Linked DNA regions of Homo sapiens: regions 2, 3, 4 and 5 are each linked to region 1. A link is a contact called in ENCODE Hi-C or POLR2A ChIA-PET data. All regions are on one chromosome and are shown on one strand. The core of a region is the stretch at or near the end of the contact, and the rest is flanking DNA. Distances in the headings are between cores, read along the strand shown.

The links. A loop is a pair of places that touch in the nucleus more often than their neighbours do. ChIA-PET counts read pairs that join two places held with the same protein, here RNA polymerase II (POLR2A). Pooled maps may share reads with other maps.
Region 2: a loop to region 1 is called in a pooled map, with 6 times the contacts of the local background. The contact joins two enhancer-like sites. A Hi-C loop is called at or near these places in 4 of 168 maps with a recorded cell type or tissue (dorsolateral prefrontal cortex, heart left ventricle, heart right ventricle and 1 more), 1 of 37 single-sample maps with no recorded cell type and 5 of 50 pooled maps. POLR2A ChIA-PET finds 5 or more read pairs at or near these places in 2 of 52 experiments (Panc1 and activated T-cell).
Region 3: a pooled map shows a loop between it and region 1 (4-fold over the local background). The contact joins two enhancer-like sites. A Hi-C loop is called at or near these places in 1 of 37 single-sample maps with no recorded cell type and 4 of 50 pooled maps. POLR2A ChIA-PET finds 5 or more read pairs at or near these places in 1 of 52 experiments (MCF 10A).
Region 4: a map of ovary shows a loop between it and region 1 (3-fold over the local background). The contact joins two enhancer-like sites. A Hi-C loop is called at or near these places in 11 of 168 maps with a recorded cell type or tissue (GM12878, IMR-90, dorsolateral prefrontal cortex and 8 more) and 2 of 50 pooled maps. POLR2A ChIA-PET finds 5 or more read pairs at or near these places in 1 of 52 experiments (AG04450).
Region 5: a loop to region 1 is called in a pooled map, with 3 times the contacts of the local background. The contact joins two enhancer-like sites. A Hi-C loop is called at or near these places in 6 of 168 maps with a recorded cell type or tissue (CD14-positive monocyte, GM12878, OCI-LY7 and 3 more), 15 of 37 single-sample maps with no recorded cell type and 12 of 50 pooled maps. POLR2A ChIA-PET finds 5 or more read pairs at or near these places in 1 of 52 experiments (naive thymus-derived CD8-positive, alpha-beta T cell).

What each region holds. Positions count from the first base shown.
Region 1 is chr12:116,598,473-116,601,378 of GRCh38, forward strand. No RefSeq gene overlaps it. Among named protein-coding and RNA genes, the nearest start is that of MAP1LC3B2, 41 kb to the left of the region's middle. Within about 2 kb of position 1,490, at least 28 of the 41 ENCODE cell types and tissues checked have a DNase peak (open chromatin) inside an H3K27ac peak, as active enhancers do; they include CD14-positive monocyte, Panc1, dorsolateral prefrontal cortex and 3 more, where a contact is called at or near this core.
Region 2 is chr12:116,122,142-116,125,047 of GRCh38, forward strand. The region is part of intron 2 of MED13L (mediator complex subunit 13L); the gene reads right to left. Among named protein-coding and RNA genes, the nearest start is that of MIR620, 25 kb to the right of the region's middle. Within about 2 kb of position 1,555, at least 11 of the 41 ENCODE cell types and tissues checked have a DNase peak (open chromatin) inside an H3K27ac peak, as active enhancers do; they include Panc1, dorsolateral prefrontal cortex, heart right ventricle and 1 more, where a contact is called at or near this core.
Region 3 is chr12:116,194,308-116,197,213 of GRCh38, forward strand. The region is part of intron 2 of MED13L (mediator complex subunit 13L); the gene reads right to left. Among named protein-coding and RNA genes, the nearest start is that of MIR620, 47 kb to the left of the region's middle. RefSeq lists an enhancer at 2,877-2,906 and a silencer at 2,877-2,906. Within about 2 kb of position 1,429, at least 3 of the 41 ENCODE cell types and tissues checked have a DNase peak (open chromatin) inside an H3K27ac peak, as active enhancers do.
Region 4 is chr12:116,297,835-116,300,740 of GRCh38, forward strand. No RefSeq gene overlaps it. Among named protein-coding and RNA genes, the nearest start is that of MED13L, 22 kb to the left of the region's middle. Within about 2 kb of position 1,402, at least 5 of the 41 ENCODE cell types and tissues checked have a DNase peak (open chromatin) inside an H3K27ac peak, as active enhancers do; they include ovary, where a contact is called at or near this core.
Region 5 is chr12:116,323,969-116,326,874 of GRCh38, forward strand. No RefSeq gene overlaps it. Among named protein-coding and RNA genes, the nearest start is that of MED13L, 48 kb to the left of the region's middle. RefSeq lists enhancers at 59-268, 1,328-1,407, 1,478-1,537. Within about 2 kb of position 1,428, at least 6 of the 41 ENCODE cell types and tissues checked have a DNase peak (open chromatin) inside an H3K27ac peak, as active enhancers do; they include CD14-positive monocyte, where a contact is called at or near this core.

The sequences.
Region 1 (2,906 bases), core at 240-2,739:
TCCCCCACTTCACTCCCTTATCTTATGTCTGACTCTATAGGCATTCAGTTAATGATTCCTGACCTCCCCCAGCCCACCACCCTTGTACAGATAAGGAAATTGAAACCCAGGGAGATACGCATCTCGTTCAATGGCACCACTGCATTGTGACTGAGCCAGGAGTCTTTACCCCAAACCAAGCCAGACTCAAAGCCGCTGCTTCTTCCTTTATGTGGTCCCAGTTAAACTCCTGGCCTTGGCTCTCTGGGTAAAGAGAAAACATAATCCTAACCATCTTCATGACTGATTGGCAATATTTTCACTGTGACTTTTCCTCCAGAGACATGTAAAGATATCACCGTGAGTTTGTAAGATAATCTTTCCTTTAGAGTTCTGCTGTTCCTTGTCATTTTGCCCGTGAGGATGGCCTGTTGGCCGCACGGGGACGACAGTCAAGAGAGAACCGTGACCTTGTTTGCATTGCGTTGCTGATACACACGAGTCTTTGAAACAGGCCATCCATGAGCCTCACAACCTCCTGGCATAGCAGGTATTAATTACTGTTCACCACTTATTGGAGGAGGAAACGGACGTTCCAAGATATTAAATGGCTTGTTCAAGGTCACACAGCTCATGAACGACTGGTTCCAAAGCTCCCTGCCCTCTCCACCGCGCCTGGCCGCTCAGAGCCCATGATGAAGTGATTTGGGTAGAGCGAGGTCAGGCCACATCTGTTAACCAAGTAGCCAGTCCTGGGCTTAAAAATTATTTGTTTCCAACTCTTTTTCTCTTTTCCGTCCCCGTATTGACAGGAACAGCTGTCTTCTTTTTAAAAGGGCTACTTCCATCTCTTTCATTTTATTGTTTCCACGTCTTTGATTGTTTTGGAACAAGTCCGATGGTGGAGACGGAACAGGGAGATCACGAAGACAGCCTCTCCTTTAAAAAATGACCATGATCTCACGCCTCCTCCCAACCCAGTGGAAACTGGAGCACCGCTCAAGGAGACGCTGCTGTCACAGGATCCTGCTTACGGGCACGAAAGCTGGGAAATTTCAGAGCCAATCTGGGCCAGGGGAGGCTGGAGCTCGTGAGCTGGGCTGGAAATGATTCTTCCAGACTGCAGAGAAGACAGTGGCCTGCCCGCCGGCCGGCCTGCCTGCCCTCCCCGAGGCCAACAGGAAATCCCAGAATTTATAGATGACCCCGTTACAAGGCAAGTGTTTTGGAACAAATTGTTCTTCTTTTAAAGCCTTGTTTTCCACTAGTTTTTCTTTCTGGAGTCCAACCGCAACCCCCACGCCCCCCACCCCGCCCCACCCACCCACCCTTTCCACCTTCCCGGTGTCCTTGTTAAACCGGGGCCATGGCGCCACCTGCTGCCTGTCGTGGGCAGCGGGACTCTGCCGGGATCCGGTCTTGGGTCCTCCCCCCACCTCCCTTGTCCCAAAATGGGTGGGAGAGTGACTTTCTGGCTCCTGTCCCGAGGAGGGTTTGTATAAAGATCACGTATCAAGCCTCAAGAGAACTGCTTCCGTAGTTACGTGACCTAAAGACTCATGGCAAACTCTTCCCCCGTCACTTGTCCTCCAGGAGAGCCAGAGCTGGCTGGCAGAAAAGGCAAGTCAGATGGCATCACCATCCAAGGCCAGGTCTCCACTCCCTGAAAACCAAGTATGCCAGCTTTGAACAACCATGTCAACCCAATGAGCCTTGATTTCTTCAGTACCCTCTGTAGCCAATTTGCTAGGTGGTATGGAAAATGGATATGCGTGTGCCTGGCCCATGGAAGGGGCTTAATCAACGTCTGCATCCTTTCTCTCCTATTTGGAATATTCCTTATTGGGAAGGAATAGCTTGGAGGGTCTTAGAGGTGAAGGCCAGACCTCAGAAAACTGGTATATTTATCTCCTTATAAGAATGTAAGCTTCAGCACTTTGGGAGGCCAAGGCGGGCAGATCATCTGAGGTCAGGAGTTTGAGACCAGCCTGGCCAACATGGAAAAACTCCATCTCTACTAAAAATACAAAAATTAGCCAGGCATGGTGGTGCACACCTGTAATCCCAGCTACTCGGGAGGCTGAGGCAGGAGAATCGCTTGAACCAGGAGGTGGAGATGGTAGTGAGCCGTGTACCACTGCACTCTAGCCTGGTCAACAGAGCAAGATTCTCTGTCTCAAAAAAAAGAGTAAGCTTCAAGAGGGTAGGCCACCCCAGTGCAGATAACAAGCCTCAGCAAAGCAGTAAAGGAGCACAGGCTTGAAGTCCTTACACCCCAGCACCCGCTCAGGAGCTAAGTGACCTTGGGCAAGCTCAGTGTCCTTACTTGTGTCTGGGGATAGTAATAGTAATCATACCTCAAAGGGTGGCTGTCGCGCATTGAAATGAGAGAGGGCACGTAAATAATTTAGCAATGGGACTTGTAGGTAGAAAGTGTAGGATTGTAGAGACAACTCTAGCTATAATCATTATTATGAGATGACCACAGTGTCTGACATATAAGCATTTAATGAATATCTGAAAAACAAATGAATGAAAACCTCATAGAAAATAGGTCAGAAGACTTTGCTTAGTTCCATTTCAGCCACCAACTTGCTATGAGACATGAAATACCCCTGTGCCTGCTCTTCCCCATCCAGAAACCTTTCTTTATTGAGGATAAGACTCTCTGATCGGCACCTCAGTTTTCCCACCTGTCAAATGGGCACGACATTCATCTTACCTGTTGCTCAGAGATATGGAGGGGATCTGTTGAGGCATGTATGTGAAGCTGCTTTGAAAAGTTTAAAGAGTAGGCTGGGCATGGTGGGCTCATGCCTGTAATCCGGAACTTGGGAGGACAAAGTGGGAGGATCGCTTGAGTCCAGGAGTTTTAGACCAGCCTGGGCAACATAGTGAGATCTCTCTCTACATAGAAAAATACTTTT
Region 2 (2,906 bases), core at 305-2,804, 480 kb before region 1:
ACTACACTAATCAGATATTACAACAAGGAAACATGTATCCACTTAATCTAACTGCAGCAAATGAAGGATACCAAGATAAATAAACGATTTTGAAGTATCTGCTTTCTTAAAAACTGACTTACCAAAGAAACTCAGTAACAAAGGAGCACAATGCTACATTAATTATGAAATATAGCACTTCACACATAAAAAAATCCAATGACTTACAACACTACACCACCACTGACTGATCAATTTATGCTGCCATCAGTTGCCTGGTAGAATCTATATTTGAAGTCATTAATAACTAAATGGACTTATTACTTATATCAACTTCAACCTATTTAGAGCTCTGATTTCTTGAATTGCTCATGAGTGTAAAATATTCAGTATCACTTAACAAATCTATGTTGGAAATGGATTGTAACCTTCCCGATGTCAATTCATCAAACAAATAAGAATCATGGATAGAAGATACATACTAAAACGTTCCATTTATTTCAAACTATTTGCAACCTTAAGTGATTACAAATATTGATAATATTTGGCAGACAGAAGCACAATTGCGATTCAAAATTTTAACAGTGTACTATCTTCCTAAGGAATCAGCATGGGTTCTCTGCCAGTTGCAGGATAACCAGAATTTTAATGACAGTTTCTACACAGCATTGTAGCAGTTGAGACACGACCCAAGTTAGCATTTCAATGGATCACAAGACTCCCTGTAAAGCCAGCAAACTTTAAATTGAAGGAAACCATAAAACTAAATTTCGAGATAAACTGTACAAGGCCTTCAAAAGACAACTGCTACAGAAAACAGGCTGCAATGTTACTTTAATAGCTGCACACTGAAAAAGAAATCTTGCACAATGGCTGTTATTGACTTCTCAAAACCAAATTTGTCCCCATTTGCTACTTCTTCCAAATATTTTTTAAAATGATTACCATTTTTAACCTTTAAAATGATTAACATGCTCTTAATATGCTCTAGAATGCATAAACAAGGGTCCAGAAGGATTAAAATTAACAGTTATCTCTGCTAGAATAATGATTGTTTTCTCCTTTACCTCTTTGAGTATTTTCCAGATTTCATGACAGGCATTACTTTTATAAGCTTACATCATATTTGAAATAAATTTTTAAAATAAGGATCCTATATTAAACAAGGCTGTATGTTCAGAAATTACAAGGAAAACCAATATTTTTAAAACAGGAATCATCACAAGATAAATTTTGAGACGGAAAAGCAGACATGTGATTCAGTTAGAACATATACATTTAAATTCATCATTGCTACAAATAAACATTTTATAAACTTCCTCTAGGACAATGATTTTAATAAAGATGAGTCAACTACTGATTTCAACATTAGCACAATTGAGAAGTAAAAATTTAAAATATTTCCTTCCACTCTTCAGACACAAACTAATTTGAATAAAAAACACACGCACATGCACACACACGTGCACACAGAAGCTTGCTACTAAAATTCTGACAGGGCAAGTCCCCAAATTGCCTTTTACACTAAAGCTCAAACAGTTGTCTGTCACTGCTATTACTATGAGTAATCCTTGCAGCTGTAACTGTTTGAAATGCAGCTGTCTCGTTGGCATTCTCTCCCCACCCCCAGCCATGCAGCATTTCTGTTCTTGCTACAATAATCTTAAAGAGCATTTTACAGGAGGCTTAGCCCTGGCTGAGGGCACTCTACGGCGTGACCGAGAGAACATGGAAACACGATTCATTAGACACGCCTGGAGTGATAACAATGGTGCTGCTTCTTACTGCCTTTCATTTCGTACATCAGGCTGAGACTAATGCATTCTCGTTACACAACAAGCACATTTATAGACAGGGGAAAACTGTAATCACCTTTGATTAAGAGACAGCATATTTTTCCTATATGAGCTGCCAGCCATACTGACATAGTAATTATTTTTTAACTGACAGGTTAAAATAGCAAATGTAGCAAAAATAACATCTGCAGAGAGAGAGAGAAAGACGAGAGAGAGAGAGAGAGAGAGAGAGAGACAGAGACAGAGAGAGACAGAGAGAGACAGAGAGAGACAGAGACTGACTGACTACTGTGAAGACTTGGTGCACAAAGGTTTCTTTAGACCAAACTCAGTGCCATCTCCTTGAGACCTGATGGGTACCTTGGCTTTTATTTCAGCTTGACAGTCTATGGCAAATATTGCAGAAAGACTCTTACAGAAATTCATTCTATAAATCCAATTTTTTGGAGGCAGAAATTACAAAATTATTTTTGTCACTGAAACAGTAATGACTATTGGTCTACCTTCTTTCCACTTCTTTCACTATAGGACTAGAAAATTCAACAGTAGTATCCTTTTTTCCATTATCTTACAACAAAATAATTTGTTCTCTTCACTTTGTTATCTACTTTTACTAGATAATAATTTGTTTTCCTTAATATAAAATGCTACTCCAAGACAGAAAAAAAACTGCTTTCTACTATACCACAGTTTATAAAATGTAACTTTGGTTAAAAACAAGAATGTAGAATAATTAGATCAGTCTATCATTTCACTTAACGCCCATCAATCCCTGCACCTGGTGAAGGTTTTAACTGTAAATATAAAGGCCCTAATTTAAATTAGAAAAAAGTCATAAGCCACATTATACTGACAACATATAAAGTCAGTTTTCTTAAGGAATTTTAAAAAGTGAACCACCTTTCCATACACACAAATGCAATCTTCTGTTGGTTTACACATGTGTGTTGCTGGGTTGTAGTTTATAGAGAATTTGGTAGTTGACAGGAAAAAAATATTTGTCATAAATTGAAAGATCATAGTTAAACCAAAATATTGGAAAATACTTTTTCAAAGTTAGCAGTCTGTACAATTAAGCAATTAAAAAGTCTCTTTTTTAAGCTTTCTACAACACTATTGATTTTTACACTA
Region 3 (2,906 bases), core at 179-2,678, 400 kb before region 1:
GACTTGCACCACCACGCCCAGCTAATTTTGTATTTTTAGTAGAGACAGGGTTTCTCCATGTTGGTCAGGCTGGTCTCAAACTCCCGACCTCAGGTGAGCCACCCACCTCCGCCTCCCAAAGTGCTGGGATTACAGGCATGAGCCACCACTCCCAGCCACCCCTACTTCTTTTTAAGTACAGGGTATTTCCTAATCATAGTAAAAATCATTCAGGACTACTTCATCTACAAATCCTCAATCCATCTGATCAAATTCACCTTAACCACATTCAAAAGCATCACGAAAATATTAAGCCCACAATGCTAAATAAACTTTGGCTGAACTGCATAAAGAGAAATATTTATATGTTCTAGAGAATATGAAAAGATTCACAAGATTGTTTAAAAAATCAAAAGCTTGTTAAAAATAAAATATGACTGAAATATAATAAGCTAGAAATAATTTTTTTAATTTACTGGAACTTCCAATCAAGATGGCATCATAAATTGCTTTGAAAACCCACCCTGTTTCAAATACAAAGCAACAACAGGCAAAATCCTGGAGAAGACATTTTAAAGACCTACCTAACTAAAAAAGACCAGCATCACCATGAAACAGAAATATGTAACAGAGAGTGGGCAGAAGGTATAGGGCTGCTAGGCTCTGGTTTCAGAAGGAACCAGTGAAGGCCTAGGTTTCAGATCCTATAGAAACAGGAATAAAAGTGGCCCACCTAAGATAAGGGACTGAGGCCGAAATTGGGCTGAAAACAAACTGCTACTAACAGCTGCCTGGGGGTAAGTAAGCTGTGTGGACTTTCAGGAAGTATGTCTTCTCAGAAACTGAGTGCCTAGGAAAGTGAGAATACTAGGGCTTCAGCCACACTATCCCACTGCCTGGCCAACTGGAACAAAGATGCAGGTGTATCTACCATCAGTGGGAGACAAGTGCCCTCTGCTGCCAATCTAAGACCTTGGTGGGGGTGGGGGCAACAGGGAGAAGCAGTTAAGAATACGTGCAAAACCACTAGAAGGGACTGTGGGGAGTGGGGGGACTTCCCAGTCAAAGCTGTACCATGACATAAAGAAAACGAATAAAAACACAGCAACTGAAATACAAAATCCCTTCAAACAAAATAGAAACAGAAAAGCCTGAAAATAGTATGCTTAAAATTTTTTTCTTTTTTTGAGATAGAGTCTGGCTCTGTCACCCAGGCTAGGGTAGCACAATCTCGGCTCACTGCAACCTCCGCCTCCCAGGTTCAAAGCGATTCTCCTGCCTCAGCTTCCCAAGTAGCTGAGATTACAGGTGTGCGCTACCACACCAGCTAATTTTTGTATTTTCAGTAGAGACAGGATTTTGCCATGTTGGCCAGGCTGGTCTTGAACTCCTGACCTCAAGCGATCCACCCACCTCAGCCTCCCAAAGTGCTGGGATTACAGGCGTGAGCCACTCTTTTACTCTTTATAAAAGAGTAAAATTTCTTTTATAAAGGGAAAAAAAATCACAACAAGCAGAAGTGAAACAAGGCTAGGTGGAAATGAAAAAGAATTTAAAAGCTAAAGAATGAATATTTTAACTCAAAGTAAGTTTTAAATAATTTTAAAATAAGCAATGGAAATGAAAAACTGAGTAAGAGATAAAATGTAAACAGTAAAAATTGAAAAGGAGTTAATAAACTAGAGAATAATAATGAAGAATTTAACTAGAAAGTTGCAGAGGCAAAGAAGTTTTAAAGATATATTATGGAGGCCAGAAAACAAGGTTCAATGATATATTTAACAGCAGTTTCAGAACAAGCAAAGAGGCAATGAGAAAAGAAAAAATTACACTGAATCATATATTATCCAGATCAACAACATAACAAAGAAAATTATAACCTAATGGATAATCTAACTTTCAAGTAGCAAGAAAAAAAATTACTGGTTGAACTCATCTAGCTTAATTTTTAAATTATATTTTTTACTGTTGACCTCACTTTAGAGGGCCAAATTGTGTACAGAATACATGCTACCCAAGAACACCACAGAGGTCCTCTGGGTGTTTCCACAGAGCAAAATTGAAAACAGGGCCAATAAGTAAGGTGCAATTAACAAAAAAAAAAAAAGTCTGACTGGCCCAGTCTTCGGCTTCGGCTGCAACTTAATAGTCCTTTAAATTCAGTTTCTAACACCCAGAGAAATGACACATGAGATAAGAGTGCTTTCTTTCCAAAACGGTGGCAATAAAACTTGTGATTGGGGTAGAAGAGTACTAGAATAGTAGATTACAGAATTGAGTAACAGGATTTCTTGTTAACTAAAACCAAATATACAATCAAAAAGCAAACCTACTGCCATCAACACAATTTATTCAATCAGAAGTATCTTTTAACCTTTCTCTCCAAATTTAAAATAAATAGAAAAGTAATAATGCTGATAATTTAGGCTGCATTTATATTATAAAATTTTAACTCTCTTTTTGGTGGTCCAGCTGTGTCTACATAGCTTAAGAATCTGATGGTTTTATCTAAACTAGTTAAGACATACAGCTGGTTAAAGTTTTGTGTATTTTAGGGGCACTATCAGATTAATAAAAGTGCATTAATTTTAGCATTAGACAGACATGTCTTCAAAATTTGAAGGCATTTATATCTAGTTATATACTTAGTAATTCTTTTTGATGGGAATACATATCAATGGGAATCTTTCAAAGATATATAGTAGTTTGAACAGTAACCATATTAAGTCTGAAAACACAAACAATAAGACAGAACATCAGTTCAGTGTCTCTCTCTCAAGACAAAGCATACTCTTTGCTGGTGATAAACAGCACACTCACTTTACTTTAGTCTAAGCCTCCACCCACATAATCCTTAAAATTATATTAAGCTCCGGTGGATGAAAATACAGCAGCAGTCCTGCAGCCTAACTGCAAAGATGAAACCG
Region 4 (2,906 bases), core at 152-2,651, 300 kb before region 1:
ATAAAATTCTAGAAAGAAAACAGACCAGTAGTTGCCTGGGTACTGGGATGTGGGACAGGAGAGAGGGATGACAAAGGGGCATGAGGCCATTTTTGGGAATGATCCTATATTAATGATCTTGATTGTGGGATAGTTTCACAGGGGTACACATAAGTTAAAATTATTAAACTGTACACTTTAAACATGTGCAGACTATTGCATGTCTGTTATACCTTAATAAAACTAATAAAGTAGATGATGATAGGCAGACAGATGGGAGTGGCCTTTTAAGGTGAACAAGAGAAGAAAGGGGACCCAGCCGAGTGATTTAGGAACAGTTGGCTTGGGGCCTGGGGAGAAAGGCAGAGAGTATACTGTGGATTTCTGTGGGACACCACAGTGCAGAGGGGTGTTTTTAGAGGGCAGCCCTGATAAGATAGCTTCTAGGATTGAGGAGATGGGCAAGGCTAAGACCCAAGTCCCACCTCATACTAATTTCCCAGCTGCAGCATAGATCTGTTTTTGACCCCTCTGCAATACAGAACTTGAAGTGGTTAAAAGGCTGGGGCAGCCCTAGGTTCGTGTACTAGCTCTGATCCTTTTTGTTTGTTTTTTGAGACAGGATGTCACTCTGTCACCCAGGAGGGAGTGTAGTGGCATGATCATGGCTTACTGCAGCCTCAACCTCCTGGACTCAAGCGATCCTCCCACCCCAGCCTCCTGAGTAGCTGGGACCACAGGCATGTGCCATCATGCCCAGCTAATTTTTTATTTTTATTTTTCATAGAGATGGGGTCTCACTATGTTACCCAGGCTGGTCTCAAACTCCTGGGTTCAAGTGATCCTCCCACTTCAGCCTCCCAAACTGTTGGGATTATAGGTGTGAGCCACCGTGCCTGGCCTGACTCTGCTCCTTTTTAACTTTGTGGACTTGGCAGGTGAAGCCCCCTTTCTGAGCCTCAGTTTTCTCATCTGTAAAATGGGGATAGTAAGTAGTACCTACAATAAAGTGTTTGCGAGACATTGTGAAATAAAGGCACAGAGTGCTTAGCAAACTGTGTGACACATAGTGGGCACTGAATAATAGTTTATTTTATTTTTTTATACAGTATTTAAGAGATTAAGAGCTGGGACTCTGGAGTCAGGCCAACCCAAATTCAAATCCCAGATAATCGACTTTGAGCAGGTGACTTAAATTCTCTGAGTTTCATCTCCTCATCTATAACCTGGAGACGATACACATGCATTGGTTAAAAGCCTGGAAGGAAACAGAGGGCACACTCAAACTGAGTAATTTGAGGAGAGTTTAACATAGAGATTATTTGCACAGGTGTGGGCAGAATTTAGGACTATCAACAGGGTAGAGTGTGATACCTGGGTTGGCAAAGGGAGGTGCTGTTACTACCCCTGGGCTTGCAAGGACTAGAAGGGTCAATTGCCAAACCTGAAAAGGCGGAGCTGTATGGAGAAGGTCACCCAACAGGAAATGTGGCATTTGGAAGAGGCACAGCCAGTCCATGGCAACATAGAAAGGAGAAGTGTGGGGGACAAGTGTCCCAAACTCATTGTCTTCCTTCCTCCGATCTCCTGCCAGTGCCTCTTCTCTCCTTAGACAAACCCAACTAGGGGCCAGAGGGCCAGGGAGCCAACGGGAACAGCTCAGCCCCAAAGGTTCAGAGTAGGAGGACAAAAGGATGAGTGAACCTAGAGGGGCGAAAAGATTAAATTCAATAGGTAAAGGTCCAATCTCATGGGATTAATAGCAACTCCTGAGTAATCAATGAGATCAGGTTAATAAAGCATCTAGCACATAGTAAGGCTCCCCTAAGTGGCAGCAGCCCATGGTTACCCTGGAACCAACCCTAGCTAGATTCTCAGGGTTGCTGCCTGGCCAGCCTTGACCCAACCCACAGTGCTGGGAATGGAACAGAGCTGATCTTCTCCTACTTTCTGTGTTTACTTAGAGAAAACTTGGCTGCTTAGAGCCAGAAGAGGTTGACTGTGGTTTTCTGCAACAGCTGGGGGTGAGGGGAGGCAGAGAGAGGGGAGCTGGAACATATTAGGACTCCTGAAAGCCAAGAGACCCCAGAGCCCGGGAATCTGAGAAGAGTCCACACGCAGAACAGCATTTGCTTGCTGTCACTTTGCCAAGAGATTGTGGATTTCAGGGCTGAGTGGCAAGTCCTGGGACCTCATCCCCAGGAGGCAGGGCCACGGGGCTGCACCCAGGGCCGGCTATGTGGAATGTGCTGCTCTTGGAAGCGACTGAGGCTCTCGCTTTTTAAAATTGGCCTGTAAATCTCCGTATAGTTTTCAGGGTTTAGGAATTTTATTTTATCTGGATTAAAGTCATGTTCTGCTTTGGCATCGGAAGGCGTTTATGACTGTTAAAACAAGAAATGAAAAATATAGGCTTGGAATCAGAGAGGCTGCCTCCTGCCAGACTTTTAGGGGTTTGTCTTGGGGGCCAGGCTGAAGGTTTTCTGCCCCTTCTCTGACTGCTCTGGTGTTTCTTGATAAAGTTGGGGCTGCCTGAATCTGAGCAGCAAACGCAATAGCCTGGGAGGGTCTGTTAGGAAGGAAACCTTTTTCTTTGCTTAGGTGAGCTCTACCAGTCTCTGTTTTCCCCCTCTAGGGAAATGTACACTCTCTGGAGCATTGTTTAAAGGGTTTTCTCACATTGCCGGCACCTGGCTGCACTTGGTCTAGGAGGCAGATGGCTTAGGACTTTTGATTCATCAGGGCTTGGGATGACTTTACATTCCCCCAAATTGCCATTTTGGGCAGGATTTACATAACTGAGATTCCAGCTTTCTTTGGCCTAGTTTTGCCATTTTCTCTATTCCGTTTTGCTTTTAAAGCACACATGCATTGTGTGTGCACACACATGCATACACACACACACACACACACACACACACGCATTT
Region 5 (2,906 bases), core at 178-2,677, 270 kb before region 1:
TTGCCATTCCTGGATCCTGGTATAGTCTTCTCTTCTATCATAGCTGTTCTAGTAGAAGGAGAACTTCAAGGAGAAGGTGCTGTGCTTCTGAGGATAATGTGTCTCACTCCATTTCATACAGATACACCAAGTCAGCATTTCAATTCACGAAAGCTCCCAAGACAGATGTGAAACAGAAAGACGCCATTGTGGGAAAATCCCTTCCCTTCTCTGGACATATCTAAATAGGCTGTTATATGTGTGACTCCCTCTCAGGGTAAGTATGGCTAAGACATGCTATGTCCCTTCATTGGGTTACTCTACATTTGACTCTGTCACTGTGACACTATATGCTGCCAAAACATCACATCCCTTCCCTTGGAACAAAAAGGTCTTTTCATAAGACTTATTAAGTCTGAACATTAATCATATTCATCATTATTCAGTCTGCCTGCTGTCCACAATACTTAAATGAAGGGAAATTTTAAAAATAGAAAAAGACAAGTTTAGGAACTTCAAGACAATGATGAGAAAGGAATGATGGGGAAGAAAGCAATGGTGACCAAACCTATATTAAAAAATCTTAAATAAAAAAAATTAACAAATAGACTCTTAACTTTCAATATTAGTCTTTATTTCAAAAATAAGAGGAAGAGTGATTAAAGAGATGAATTCACATTTGAATAGGGTCCAAATGACTTAAGGACTATTTGGATTCAAATATTTCAGTTGGACCAGGAATGATGTTAGAGTTATGTGAGGCATTAGGGGTTGAAGTGAAATGGAAATCTTTCTTTCATTTAAAAGCAATTTTCTTGCTTTTGTGGGCCTTGAGAGTTTTCTAGGCTATGCAGGCCAACGAGCCTCCAACTCCCTTGCCTTGGACTCATGAACTCCCATTTCAGATCCAGCCTGTTAGGAGGAAGTAGAGTTTCTGTTTGTGACAGTTCCTTTTGCAGAAATCATGTGGTGCAAGAGAAGATTGTCCATATAGAGCTGAACAGTTGTTAGTTTTGAATCCAAATTAGAAAGTTTCTGCGCTAGGGCTGGGCATGGTGGCTCACACCTGTAATCCTAGCACTTTGGGAAGCCAAGGTTGGAGGATCACTTGAAGCCAGGAGTTAGAGAGCAGCCTGGGCAACATAGCGAGACTTATCTCTACAAAAATTAAAAAAAAATTAGTGGAGTGTAGTGGCATGTACCTGTAGTCCTAGCCACTTGGGAGGCTAAGACAGGAGGATCTCTTGAGCCCAGGAGTTTGAGACTGCAGTGAGTCATAATATCACACCACTGCACTCCAGCCTGGGCGACAGATGTGAGACCCTTCTCTTAAAAAACAAAACAAAAAACAAACAAACAAGAAAGTTTTGGTACTAGTGATACAGTAGAATCACACCTGATTTTGGTTCTGGCTTCAGAGCCTCTCATGTAAGATGCCACCATGAGAACGATCACTGGTGAACAGGGTGAAACAGAAAGTGCTTTGCTTGGAAAGACAGGAAGCAGGTGGTGAGTTCTTCTCCACCACATTTCAAAAACAGAGTGTATGTAGTAGGCCCCATCAAGCAAGCTTTAACCTCAAACCCATTAGATGTTTATTAAGCACCTACTGTGTGCCAGGCCCTGTGCTAAGGGCTTTTATATATGGCATCTAATTAAACCCCAGGACAAACAGAAACATCCTAGCAGACTCTACCCATCCCTCATTCCTAAGTGTGGCTTGATAGTAAGGCAGAGCTTTTCAACCTTAGCACTACTGGCATTCAGGTTGGATATTTGTTCTTGGGGGCTGTCCTGTACACTGCACGATGTTGAGCAGCATTGCTGGCCTCTACCTACTAGACGCCAACAGCATACCTTGCTCTAGGAATGACAATCAAAATGTCTCAAGACATTGTCAAATGTCCTCCAGGGGACAAAAATTGCCCCTACTTGAGACTCACTTCCTTAGAGACAGAATGGTTGCAATGCCCAGGCAGCTGTAGGTAAACATATCTTTCACTCCCTTCAGTGGTCTGACTCAGTGGTTCTCTAACCTGAATGTGTTATAAACAATATCATATACACCCTACTTTATGGGAAGAGAATTTTCAAGGGTAATTTGACCCCATTCATTTTTGCCTTACGTGCTGACATGACAATCTAACCTCTCTTTTATTGGGGTGTGTGTGTGTGTGTGTGTGTGTGTGTGTGTTTGAGATGGAGTCTCACTCTGTTGCCCAGGCTGGGGTGCAATGGCACCATCTCGGCTTACTGCAACCTCCACTTCCTAGTTTTAAGCAATTCTCATGCCTCAGCCTCCCAAGTAGCTGGGATTACAGGCATATGCCACCATGCCTGGCTAATTTTTGTATTTTTAGTAGAGACAGGCTTTCACCATGTTGGTCAGGATGGTCTTGAACTCCTAACTTCAAGTGATCCACCGGCCTTTGCCTCCCAAAGTGCTGGGATTACAGGCATGAACCACTGCACCCGGCCATAAGCCCTCTTTTAAATTGGACACCACTGGTCTCCCTGAAGAGCTCAGAGCAGTCACAAAGGTCTTTTCAGCACAGAAAAATCTCTCTCCTGCCCAGGCTTCTTCTGCAAGGACAATGGTGATTATTGCCCATATTGAATACTTCCTGTGGTGCCGAGCCACCCTACTGAATCCTTACATTGACACTATCAGGTAGGTGCTATTCCTGCCCATTTTTCAGAGGAGACCCTGAGGCTAATAAATGCTAGAGCCCATTTGATGCCAAGCTGGAGCGCTTTTCAATAGAAAATATGCACAGCATGCACTCAATAATGGTGAACTACAGTTTACTAGTGGAAAACAAATCTGTTTGATTTAATCATGAACAGTCATTCAAAATTATTTTCCTGAACCAAAAAAAAGACTGATTGAACAAAGTTTCAAGATACAAAATCAATGTACAAAAATC